Linked DNA regions of Homo sapiens: region 1 is linked to region 2. The links are chromatin loops, found by intact Hi-C in ENCODE. Cell type or tissue: PC-3. All regions are shown on one strand. Links, peaks and the distances in the headings refer to the core of each region. The heading gives the core; the rest is flanking DNA. Region 1 overlaps ADK (adenosine kinase). Region 2 overlaps ADK (adenosine kinase).

What was found. Hi-C counts contacts between places; a loop is a spot of excess contacts. Peaks named below come from ENCODE experiments on the same cell type or tissue, not always from the same donor. Only the 100,000 strongest peaks of a DNase experiment are listed, where the experiment ranks them.
Region 1: it touches region 2 in a loop (3-fold over the local background); 2 of 110 quality-filtered maps call a loop at or near these places.

Annotation. Positions count from the first base shown.
Region 1 is chr10:74,590,666-74,596,057 of GRCh38, forward strand. All of the region lies in intron 8 of ADK (adenosine kinase), which reads left to right. It overlaps LOC124902457 (a long non-coding RNA gene), which reads left to right. Exons shown (of 2, transcript XR_007062199.1): 1 at 1-1,138; 2 at 2,006-4,682. Among named protein-coding and RNA genes, the nearest start is that of ADK-AS1, 64 kb to the left of the region's middle. In PC-3, for the core only: no CTCF peak of the experiment used is centred there; a DNase peak (open chromatin) is centred at 3,016; H3K27ac peaks cover 619 bases.
Region 2 is chr10:74,501,114-74,506,505 of GRCh38, forward strand. All of the region lies in intron 6 of ADK (adenosine kinase), which reads left to right. ADK-AS1 (ADK antisense RNA 1) reads right to left here. Exons shown (of 5, transcript NR_120673.1): 5 at 5,385-5,392. Among named protein-coding and RNA genes, the nearest start is that of ADK-AS1, 26 kb to the right of the region's middle. In PC-3, for the core only: no CTCF peak of the experiment used is centred there; a DNase peak (open chromatin) is centred at 2,308; H3K4me3 peaks cover 561 bases; H3K27ac peaks cover 2,213 bases.

The DNA of each region.
Region 1 (5,392 bases), core at 231-5,230, 90 kb after region 2:
GGTTTAAGTCACATTTAGAAAAAGGATTTCCAAGTGGTGGGTTTTTTTCTAATTTAAGTTTCACATTTTAATTTCCCAAACTGGCAATTATATGTAGGACAAAATGTAATCATGGGAATATTCAATTAAAAAGTCAAATGTTTTGATCATGAGAATATAAATAAAAATTTTCAGGAATTTTTTAAAGTTTTACTGATTTTAAGTTTTAATATTACAAAAATTATATTATCTGTTGATACATCAGAATTCTCCATAGAAGAAAACTTTCAGAACATACATTTGTATCCTGTCAGTTTACTGTGTTACCATAAAAAATGTATTTTTGGTTCTATAAAATAACCAATTTTGCAGATACTTAGAAATATAATTTGTTATATAACATGATCATGATCCTGTAGTATCTACATAGCAGTTTTTAAAAAATAGTTTATTAAGCCTGATTAATACTTTTATTTCCCCCTTGAGCTACTTGCTTTTCATGTGCCTGGTTTACATTCAGTCATAGCAACAAACTACTTTTTCTATTTTCCATTAACTAGCACTATATTCACCTTTCCATTAGTTCTTACTTACTGATTCTTGAATTGTTTTTGCCATAAATCTGCCATAATTGATTACAGCATATAAGCAAAATGATAATGATTATAATCACATACCTTATTACCTCCTGACATAGCAAAACTGCTCTGTCAGTGATATTGACAGTGATATGTTAGACTAAATAAAGCACATAGTGTCTTGATGTGTCTCTTCGTAGATTCCCAAAACCATCACAAGCATTGCAGAATATATTTGAACCATGAGTAGGGTACCCTCAAATAGATATTTTTAATCAAATGTAATCCATGTATGGAACACTATCTAGAGAAATTCAATGATTTTATAATGTCACTAAAGTTTCCTAGGTCATTAGACAGAAATGGCAGAGCATAGGTTTGAAACTTGGTATTCTTAAGGAATAAAACAAAAATAAATCACTTTATCTTAATAGTTTTCTGTGTGAAAATGCATTAATACTCTTGGCTAGTGTGACAAACTAGACAAAAATCTGCATTTTATCCCTTCTAACTTTAATTTTGACTCTAAATTTGGAGCATGAATGAGAAGAAAGAAGTGAAAAGATTAAAAGAAAGGAAAGGTGAGTATTTTTTCCTTCCATCAGTGCCGCTGTCCTACCCTCATTTTCTCCTATAAATCCCAATCAGTTCCAAAAGCCACTGAGTATTGCCACTAGTGATCTGGCTGCTGACAGACCAATCCAAGCGCCTCTAAAAATAACCAGTGTTTATTCGTCAGGAAATATTCTCAGTGGCATTTTTTTTTTAATTGATTATTATTCTGGTTAGCTTCTCTGCAAATTTTACTTTTGTAAAAAAAAAAATCTTTAAACTGAATTCGGCAGTTTTCAGTGAGAAGCAGCAGCTTAGGAGAGCACTGGAGAATGAGATAAAAACTGGAGCTGGGCAGAACACAAAGCATAAGAGAGGATTTTTTTATATATATAGGTGATGGAAAATTGCATAGTGCCTGATTTAAATGACAGACCTGCTAAGAATTTAAAATGACAATTCTTGGGGTAAAAAGTTTTATAAGGCCTTTTATTATTCTAGAAAATCAGTTCAGACTGGAGTGTGTTTTTAAATCTAGCTTTTCTTGAGCCGAACTGATTAAATGTTCGTATTTTTAGAACATAAATAAAAATAAGGTGCTCAAAAGCATGTTTCATTATAAAGCCTTTTTTAAACTATTGAAAATTGATTTAAATAAAGTGAAGAAAATACCTCAAAACCTAAATATATATATTCTCTATCTTTTCATTGTCTCTGCAACTGAGTAAATGACAAATGATGAAGAGAATTCATACCTTCTCTATTGGATCATTTATTTCCTTTTACTCCAAGTAATAAATTTTAGATTTTTTTTAAATTTTAGATCTCTAAGAATAATACTTCTGCTCATAGGGGAAACAAAGCAATCCTTTTCGCCTTTTTCACTTCCTCCATAGCCCCTGACTACCCAGAAGATCCTAGACTTGTAGTCTTTCTCTGACCAATGAGGATTCTTTCATCTTACACCACTGAAAGAGAAAAGTATGGAATTGTGCTATCCAATACAGCATCTACTAGCCACATGTGGCTATTTAAATTAGGATTAATTAAAATTAAATAAAATTTAAAATTCATCACTTCTTGGCCTTTTGGCTAAGATCAAATGTAAAATTTTAAATTCAGTCCTTCAGTCATACTAGGCACATATTGAGTACTCTATAGACTATGTAGCTAATGACTACTTTATTGGATAATGCAGGATAGAACATATGCATCATCACAGAAAGTTTCATTGATCAGCATGGATAGAAAGTCTACAGAGAATGTATTCAGGCAGTGTTGATTACCAAAGAATTACCTTAGGTGACTTTTAGGTTCCTGTGTTCTTCACAAATATAAATAGTGCAATGAATGATCACTCAGAGTTTCAGAGTTTCTGAAAATAAGACCCTAAATCAGGCCCTGCTGGCTAAGAGAGTGCAGTGTTGTTTTTGTAGGTGCCTGAACCCCAAAAGAGGACAATTTTAGAACAGTTCAGTTAAGGGAAAGCAATAAGCTAGTCTTCTAATTCTCTTCATTTAATCATTTATTTATTCAACAAATATTTACTGAGTTCTTACTATGTACATACCACTTTGATAGACCCCAAGACAAGGTGGAAGTGACCAGAGAGTGTACCATGAAAGAGCATGTGGGAAGGGTTCCCATTTTAGCTATGATGGCTATGGAATGACCCTAAAAATATGAATATCTAGCAATGACAAAAAAAAAGCGACACAAACAGCAAAACAAATTTCAAACAGAGAGAACAGGACTATAAAAGTCTCTGAACGAGAGAGAACTTAATGTACTATGTACTCCAGGAACTGACAGAAGGCCAGTGTGACTGGAATGGAGTTAGTGGGGACAGCATATGAGATCAATCTGGCACTGACACATCATATAAACAGCATAACTATTAAAGGAGTTTCTATTTGGAAAACAAAACAAAATGGTATGGCTAGATGACTCAATGTGTGGAAACACTACAGTTGGTTTTCTACAGAACTAGGTAGACTGTGACAGGATTGCTTAACCTTTGTATAACCAGCTGGTTAAAAATAGAATAAAGATTTTCTTTATCCAGTCTATCATTGATGGGCATTTGGGTTGGTTCCAAGCCTTTGCTATTGTGAATAGTGCTGCAGCAAACATATATGGGCATGTGTCTTTATATCAGAATGATTTATAATCCTATGGGTATATATCCAGTAATGGTATTGCTGGGTCAAATGGTATTTCTTGTTCTAGATCCTTTAGGAATCCAGTTCATGTTCTTTGCATGGACATGGATGAAGCTAGAAACTATCATTCTCAGCAAACTAACACAGGAACAGAAAGCCAAACACTGCATGTTCTCACTCGTAAGTGGGAATTGAACAATGAGAACACATGGACACAGGGAGGGCAACATCATACACCGGGGCCTGTTGTGGGGTGGGGGGTTGGGGAGGGATATCATCAGGAGAAATAACTAATGTAGATGACAGGTTGATGGCTGCAGCAAACCACCATGGCACGCGTATACCTCTGTAACAAAGCTGCATGTTCTGCACAGGTATCCCAGAAATTAAAGTATGATTAAAAAAAATTTCTAGTAATAGTAACACTACTAGTAATTCAAATGAAGTGTGTGTAACAGAAGAAATAAAAAAAAAATTAAAATGCTACATCTGAAAATACCTATTTCATACAAAGCAAGGAGGTAAAGAAGGGATAGAACATATTTTTTTAAAATATGACATATGGAAAACAAATAGCAAATGGCAGATATTAATTCAACTGCATTAATAATAATGTTAATCTGGAGTAAATAATATGATAAAAAGGCAGAAATTCTCAGACTAGATAAAAAAACTGAGGTCTAACTATATGCTGTCTGAAAGAGATGTATCTTCAATTCAAAGATACAAATAGGTAAAAAAAAAAAAAAAGAATGAAGAGAGTATGTTCTTTGATTTGGAAGACAATGTGATCACCAATGACAATAAAACCATATTTCTACATTTATAAAATGCTCACAGTTTATAAAACCTTTCCCAACATATCAGTAATACATTCATACTTGCACAAACCTTGAGAGATAGGTAGGGCATGTATTGCCATATCAGTTCAACAGATTAAAAAAATAGGCTATATGGCCGGGTGTGGTGGCTCCCACGCCTGTAATCCCAGCACTTTGGGAGGCCAAGGTGGGTGGATCACCTGACATCAGGAGTTCGAGACCAGCCTGGCCAACATGGTGAAACCCCATCTCCCCTTAAAATACAAAAAAATAGCCAGGTATGGTGGCAGATGCCTATAATCCCAGCTACTTGGGAGGCTGAGGCAGGAGAATTGCTTGAACCAGGATGTGGAGGTTGCAGTGAGCTGAAATTGCACCATTGCACACCAGCCTGGGCAACAAGAGCCAAACTCCATCTCAAAAAAAAAAAAAAAAAAAAAGGCTCTATGACTTTTTCAAAGTCATATAGCTAATACATTATGTAGCCAGAACCAGAGCTCAGCTCTCTATGTCTGGTGCTCTTTACTATAAAGCACACAGCTTTCTCTCACACATTCTAACATGTTGGAAGAGGAGATTAGATTTCAAAATGACTTTGAGAAATGAAAAATACCTTTTTTTTTTTTTTTTTTTTTGGGGAGGGGGTTTGGCTTTGTCACGCCAGGCTGGAGTGCAGTGGCGTGATCTTTGCTCACTGCAAGCTCCGCCTCCCGGGTTCACTCCATTCTCCTGCCTCAGCCTCCCGAGTAGCTGGGACTACAGGCCCCCGCCACCACATCCGGCTAATTTTTTGTATTTTTAGTAGAGACGGGGTTTCACTGTGTTAACCAGGATGGTCTCGATTTCCTGACCTCATGATCCGCCCGCCTCCGTCTCCCAAAGTGGTGGGATTACAAGCGTGAGCTACCGCGCCCATCGCCATATCAGTTCAACAGATTAAAAAAATAGGCTATATGGCCGGGTGTGGTGGCTCCCACGCCTGTAATCCCAGCACTTTGGGAGGCCAAGGTGGGTGGATCACCTGAGGTCAGGAGTTCGAGACCAGCCTGGCCAACATGGTGAAACCCCGTCTCTACTAAAAATACAAAAATTAGTTGGGTGTGGTGGCGGGCACCTGTAATCCCAGCTACTCAGAAGCCTGAGGCAGGAGAATCACTTGAACCCAGGAGGCAGAGGTTGCAGTGAGCCAAGATCGCACCATTGCACTCCAGCCTGGGCAACAAGAGCGAAATTCCATCTCAAAAAAAAAAAAAAAAAAACCACTGAAATTCGCTGGAGTAAAAATATGAGCCAAATTAAT
Region 2 (5,392 bases), core at 240-5,239:
AGCCAAAACAATTACACAGAAAAAAATCATTGCATTTTTGCCATTTTTAACTCAGATTTAAAACAACTGTGTCTGGTAGTAACTGGAGAAAAATCACTGTTTTGTGTTCTGTTAAGTTAAAACAGTTAAAATCACTTTATGATAAAATATGGCCAAAAAGAAGAATCATCTTCAATTAGGTACTTCAAGATCACTTGTATTCTCTGCTTCTCTTTCAGAGCCTGATCCATGTATTTCTTAAACTTCTTCATCATATATAAAATTTCGTGTTTATAAAATTTCCACTAAAACCTCAATTATTAGTTTCATGAATCAGAAGTTACAATTAGTTTCATTTCTGGCTCACCAAGATTTGTCAATTTCTGGATAAAAGGGACTCCCTATTCAGAATATCCCTTTAAATCTTTTTTAAAAGTGCACCTTTGATGTGTACATGTTTTTATGTTATTTATGGCTTCTGAAAATATTATGCAAAAAAATTGTTATGGAAACAACCCAAATGTCCACAAGCAGGAAGATACATTGTGATAGATCCATACAATGGAATATCATTCGTTCATAAAAAAGAATAAAGTACTGATGCATGATAGAATGTGAGTGAACCTCAATATCAAGAAAATGGACGAAGCCAGACATAAAGGATCACATATTGTATGATTCCATTTATATGAAGTATCCATAATAGGTAAATCCACAGAAACAAAAGCAGATTGGTAGTTGCCAGGGACTTGTGGGGAGTGAGGAATGGGGAATAACTTTTTAATGGGAAGATAGGGTTTCTTCTTGGGGTGCTAAAAATGTTGAGAAGTAGATAGAGGTCATGGTTGCACAACACTGTGAATATAATTTTATGTGAATTTTACCTCAATTTTTTAAAGAAATCAGTTGATTTAAGACTTAACTGAATTCTAGAATTTTTGAAATGAAGGTGTTTCTCAAGGTCATCCAACCCAATCTCCTGTTTTTCACAAATGAAAAAACTAAAACTCATCAAGATTAAATACTATATATCACTAAGATTGCCTAGTAGCTAGTCCAAACCCAGGCCAGAATTTGAGTATCTGGATTTTTAGCCCAGTGATTTCTTTTTAAACTACTGCATGCTGCTTTATTATCAATTGCTATTTTTTTTAAATTTTTTTCTGGGAACATACTACAAGTGTTAGTTTAAAAGTAAACTAACATAAAAGTAAATACAAAAAGAAGCATAGCTTCCTTTGTGCCACATATAAGAAATGTAGACATAGAGAGTGTTTATTGCAGTAATTTGCCAAAAAGCAAGCCATAGTTTAAATTAGAAGAGGTTTATTCCCTGCAGCACTTTCACAATCACAGAAGGCACCTATATTTTAAATGTAGTCTACATTGGCCTGGCTTATGAACTGCAACCTTCTATGATTGCAATTCACTTTTTTAAATTAAAAAAAATTTCAAAATAATTTTTGCATAATTATTAGCACATTCTACCACTTGATAATTTTTTGTTTCTTTCAATAGACGAAAGCACTCACATTGTAAAAAAATTATATAAATGACCTTGTCTTGTGATGAAGCTAGAAGATCTGTTTTCAACGAAACTATTCTCAGAGGCATCTAGGGAGAAACATTTGAGTCAGGTTGGGAGTTAGAGATAGAAAGCAGCAGCAATTAAAGCAAGATAATGTATTACCCCCTGGAAATTGGGTGTTATACTCAAATGTAAAGGACTTGTATTGATTTAGTGCTAGCCTCAGAAAATAGTCAGATGTCCTCATTTTAAGGGAAAACTTTAGGAAATGTAATTATATCGTTTCTTTCTCTCTAAATCTGCCTTAGTTTTCAATTTCTTTATGTAGTTCGTTACTAAGAGGAAGCTACACTCTCATTACCACACTAAATGGATTTTCTATTAATATTTATCTCCAATGTTATTTTTATCTGGGTTGTTGTTTTCATTTCTACTTAGTATGTATTTTCTTCTTTCCTTTTAGTTCAGAGGTCAACAAAGTATGGCCTATGAGCCATACGCTACAATAGCAGAGTTGAGTGGTTGCAACAGATACCATGTGGCCTGCAAACCTAAAATATTTATTGGGGCATTTTACAGAAAACACTTGCCAGTCCTTGCTTTAGTTGACCAAGTAGAAAAGGAAGAGCAGATTCTACAGAGTGAATAAATATCACCAGCAAAGGAAAGGATATAGAAAGGTACAGGATTTATACTTAGGCTAGCTAGAAACTCCATATGGTCAAAGTAAGAGTTTTGTGGATGTGAGTCATCAGAGATTATATAGGAAAGATAGATTACTGTCAGATTTAGAGGATTTTTAATGCCACTTCAGGAACTTGAGCTACTATTGTTTAGGAAATGAGTCATTTAAGGTTTTTTGAACAAAGGAGCTTTGCCAGAGCAGGAAAGTGTTGCAGTAGGGTTTACAAAGTAATGAGAGTTATCAACTAAAGTTATATTAATAGGAAGGATGACATAGTTCCAGGAGTTGCTGTATAATTAAAATTGATAGGACCTTAGACACTGCATTTTGAGACAAAGAGATAATAGTTTAAAGATTAAAACTTCATTGGGCAGAAAAATTATTATTTATACACATATTAGGGAAGTAAAGAGCTAATTTTTGTGGAAGGTTTAAGTTGATGGAGAAGGATTATAACACTACATAGGATAAGAAACAAAACTGATTACTAGTTATCAGCATTACTGAAGTTGTTCACTCATCCCAGGCACAGGCAATTTTTTACTCGCCATATTTTATCTCCAGGGCACCCAGCTGCCATCATCTTGTCAGGGTCCATCTCTTTATAAAATCCTCTTACTTTGCTCTCCAGAATCCCACCCTGATACACAGATTTACTTACGCTACCTCATACAGAATAAAGTACTTCCATTTTCCAAGTACTCTGAACCATGCTCAAGAAGGGCTTTAGCTCTCTCAAATAAAAAGACTTATCTCAAGGTGTTTAATTCAAGTAGAGCCACAGTTCCGAAACTGTGCACTGACACCCCAGGGTACTGCAGCAGACTCACAAGAGTGCTACAGGATATTTTATATCGGTTTCAAAATTAAATTTTGCTACATTCCTTTTGGATGATGTCTTTTTAAAAAATAATTACTGTTGTTGTTTTTTTTTTAATATGTACCTCCTGAAAAATCAATGCAGAATGGGAAATGAAGGTAGCAGTATCCACTTGGAATACAAGGCTTGAAGAGTGTGCAGTATTCCATAAGCATACATATTCATTTAGTAAATACAGTTAACCCTTGAACAGTGCCGGGGGTTAGAGGCACTCCCCTCCCCCGGGTAGTTGAAAATCCATGTATAACTTTTGACTCCCCAGAAACTTTACTAAGAGCCTACTGTTGACCAGAAGCCTTACCTGTAACATTAATCATTGATGAACATGTATTTTGTATATTATATGTATTATACAGTGTATTTTTGTAACACAGTAAGCTAGAGAAAAGAAAATCATAAGGAAAATATATTCATTGATATGGTTTGGCTCTGCTTCCCCACTCAAATCTCATCTCGAATTTTAATCCCCATAATCTCCACATGTTAAGGGAGGGACCTGTTAGGAGGTCATTAGATCATGGGGGCCATTTCCCCCATGCTGTTCTTGTGATAGTGAGTTCTCGTGGAACCTGTTAGTTTTATAAGTGTTTGACAGTTCCTCTCTCATGTGCCCTCTCTCGCCTGCTGCCATGTATGACATGCCTGCTTCCCCTTCTGCCATGATTGTGTTTCCTGAGGCCTCCCCAGCCATGCAGAACTGTGAGTCAATTAAACCTCTTTTCTTTATAAATTAGTCAGTCTTGGGCAGTTCTTTATAGGAGTGTGAAAACGGACTAATACATTTATTGTTCATTAAGTGGAGGTGGATCATCATAAACATCTTCATCCTAGTAGTCTTCACACTGAGCAGGCTGAAGAGGAGGGTGGGGAAGAGCTGGTCTTCCTGTCTCAGGGGTAGCAGGGGTGGAAATGATGAAGGAGGTGGAAAGGATGGCAGAAGAGGTAGGCATACTCAGTGTAACTTTACAGAAATACGTTGTAATTTCTGTCTTATTTTTCATTTCCCTAAAAATGTTACTCTAAAAATGTTTCTATATGGCACCTATCCTTCCACCTTTTGCTTTTGGTTCAGTGCCCATATCATAGAAGGGTCCATGTTGTAAAAGAAGTCAAAAGCAGTCTTTTGAATAACTGGAATCATTCTGTTATATGGTCTAATATGAATTTGTTTCTGGCACTACTTATTCTACATCTTCTTTCTCATCATCTGGCACTGATTTGGAAGCACTCATCTCCATCAAGTCATCTTCTGTTAATTCCTGTGATATGGTGTCTGTTAGCTCTTGAATTACTCCAAGATCCGTATCTTGAAACTCTTCAACTTCCCCCCACTTTTTTTTTTTTTTTTTTGCCATATCCACAGTCTCTTTTATGATATCCTTGATTGACTCTGTTGTAAATCCTATGAAGTCATATACACCATTGGACACAGTTTTTCTCTAGCATCAATTTATTTTTTTGGGCTTGATGGCTTTCATGGCTACTTTTGTAACAATGGCGTTTTCCATGATTTGATTCTTTCAGATATCCTTGGTGTTCTCTAAGTTGAGGTCTACTTCCATAGCATTGACAATCTTTTCTATAGATTACCATGTGTAATGATCTTTAAAGGTCCTTATGACCCCCTAATCTAGATCTGAATTAGAGATATTGTGTTTGATGGCAAGTAGACCACTTTGACACCTTTGTTGTTGAACTCCTGGTGTGGGTGACCCGGGGCATTGTTCAATATCTAAAGAAATTTAAAAGACAGTTCCTTACTGACAAGGTACTTCTTTGTCAGCAGAAGTTACTTCTCCTCTTATCCATTTTTTGAAGCCAAACCTCTTTCTAAAAATGTCAAGCCATCCTTTGCTGACATTAAATTCTCCAGCTTTAAATCCTTCACCTTCCTTTTGCTTTAAGTTGTCATATAATGACTTCAAGTCTTACTAGAGTATGCCTTTCTTATAGCAATTCTGTACTCACATTGTATTTTAAATATAAGATAAAAAGATATTTTACAGAAACTTCAAGGTTTTCATGCCTGCTGTCGTAGCTGCAGTGATGGCTCCACAAAGTCCTCCCCCAACCACAATGGTCCTTACACTGGATTCATCTATCTTGAAATGGTGGGCAACCACAGCTGCAGACCTCAATCTACGGTACATATCAAGCAAGTCAGCTTTTTTTTGTAATGATTTTTCTCTGCTTCTTGGGAGCACTTCCAGCATCACTAGTGACATTTCATATGGGTCCCATGGTGATGTTCAAGATTTACAGTATTGCACTAAACATGATGAAAAATAATTCAAGAACCATGAGAGATCACTTTTTATTG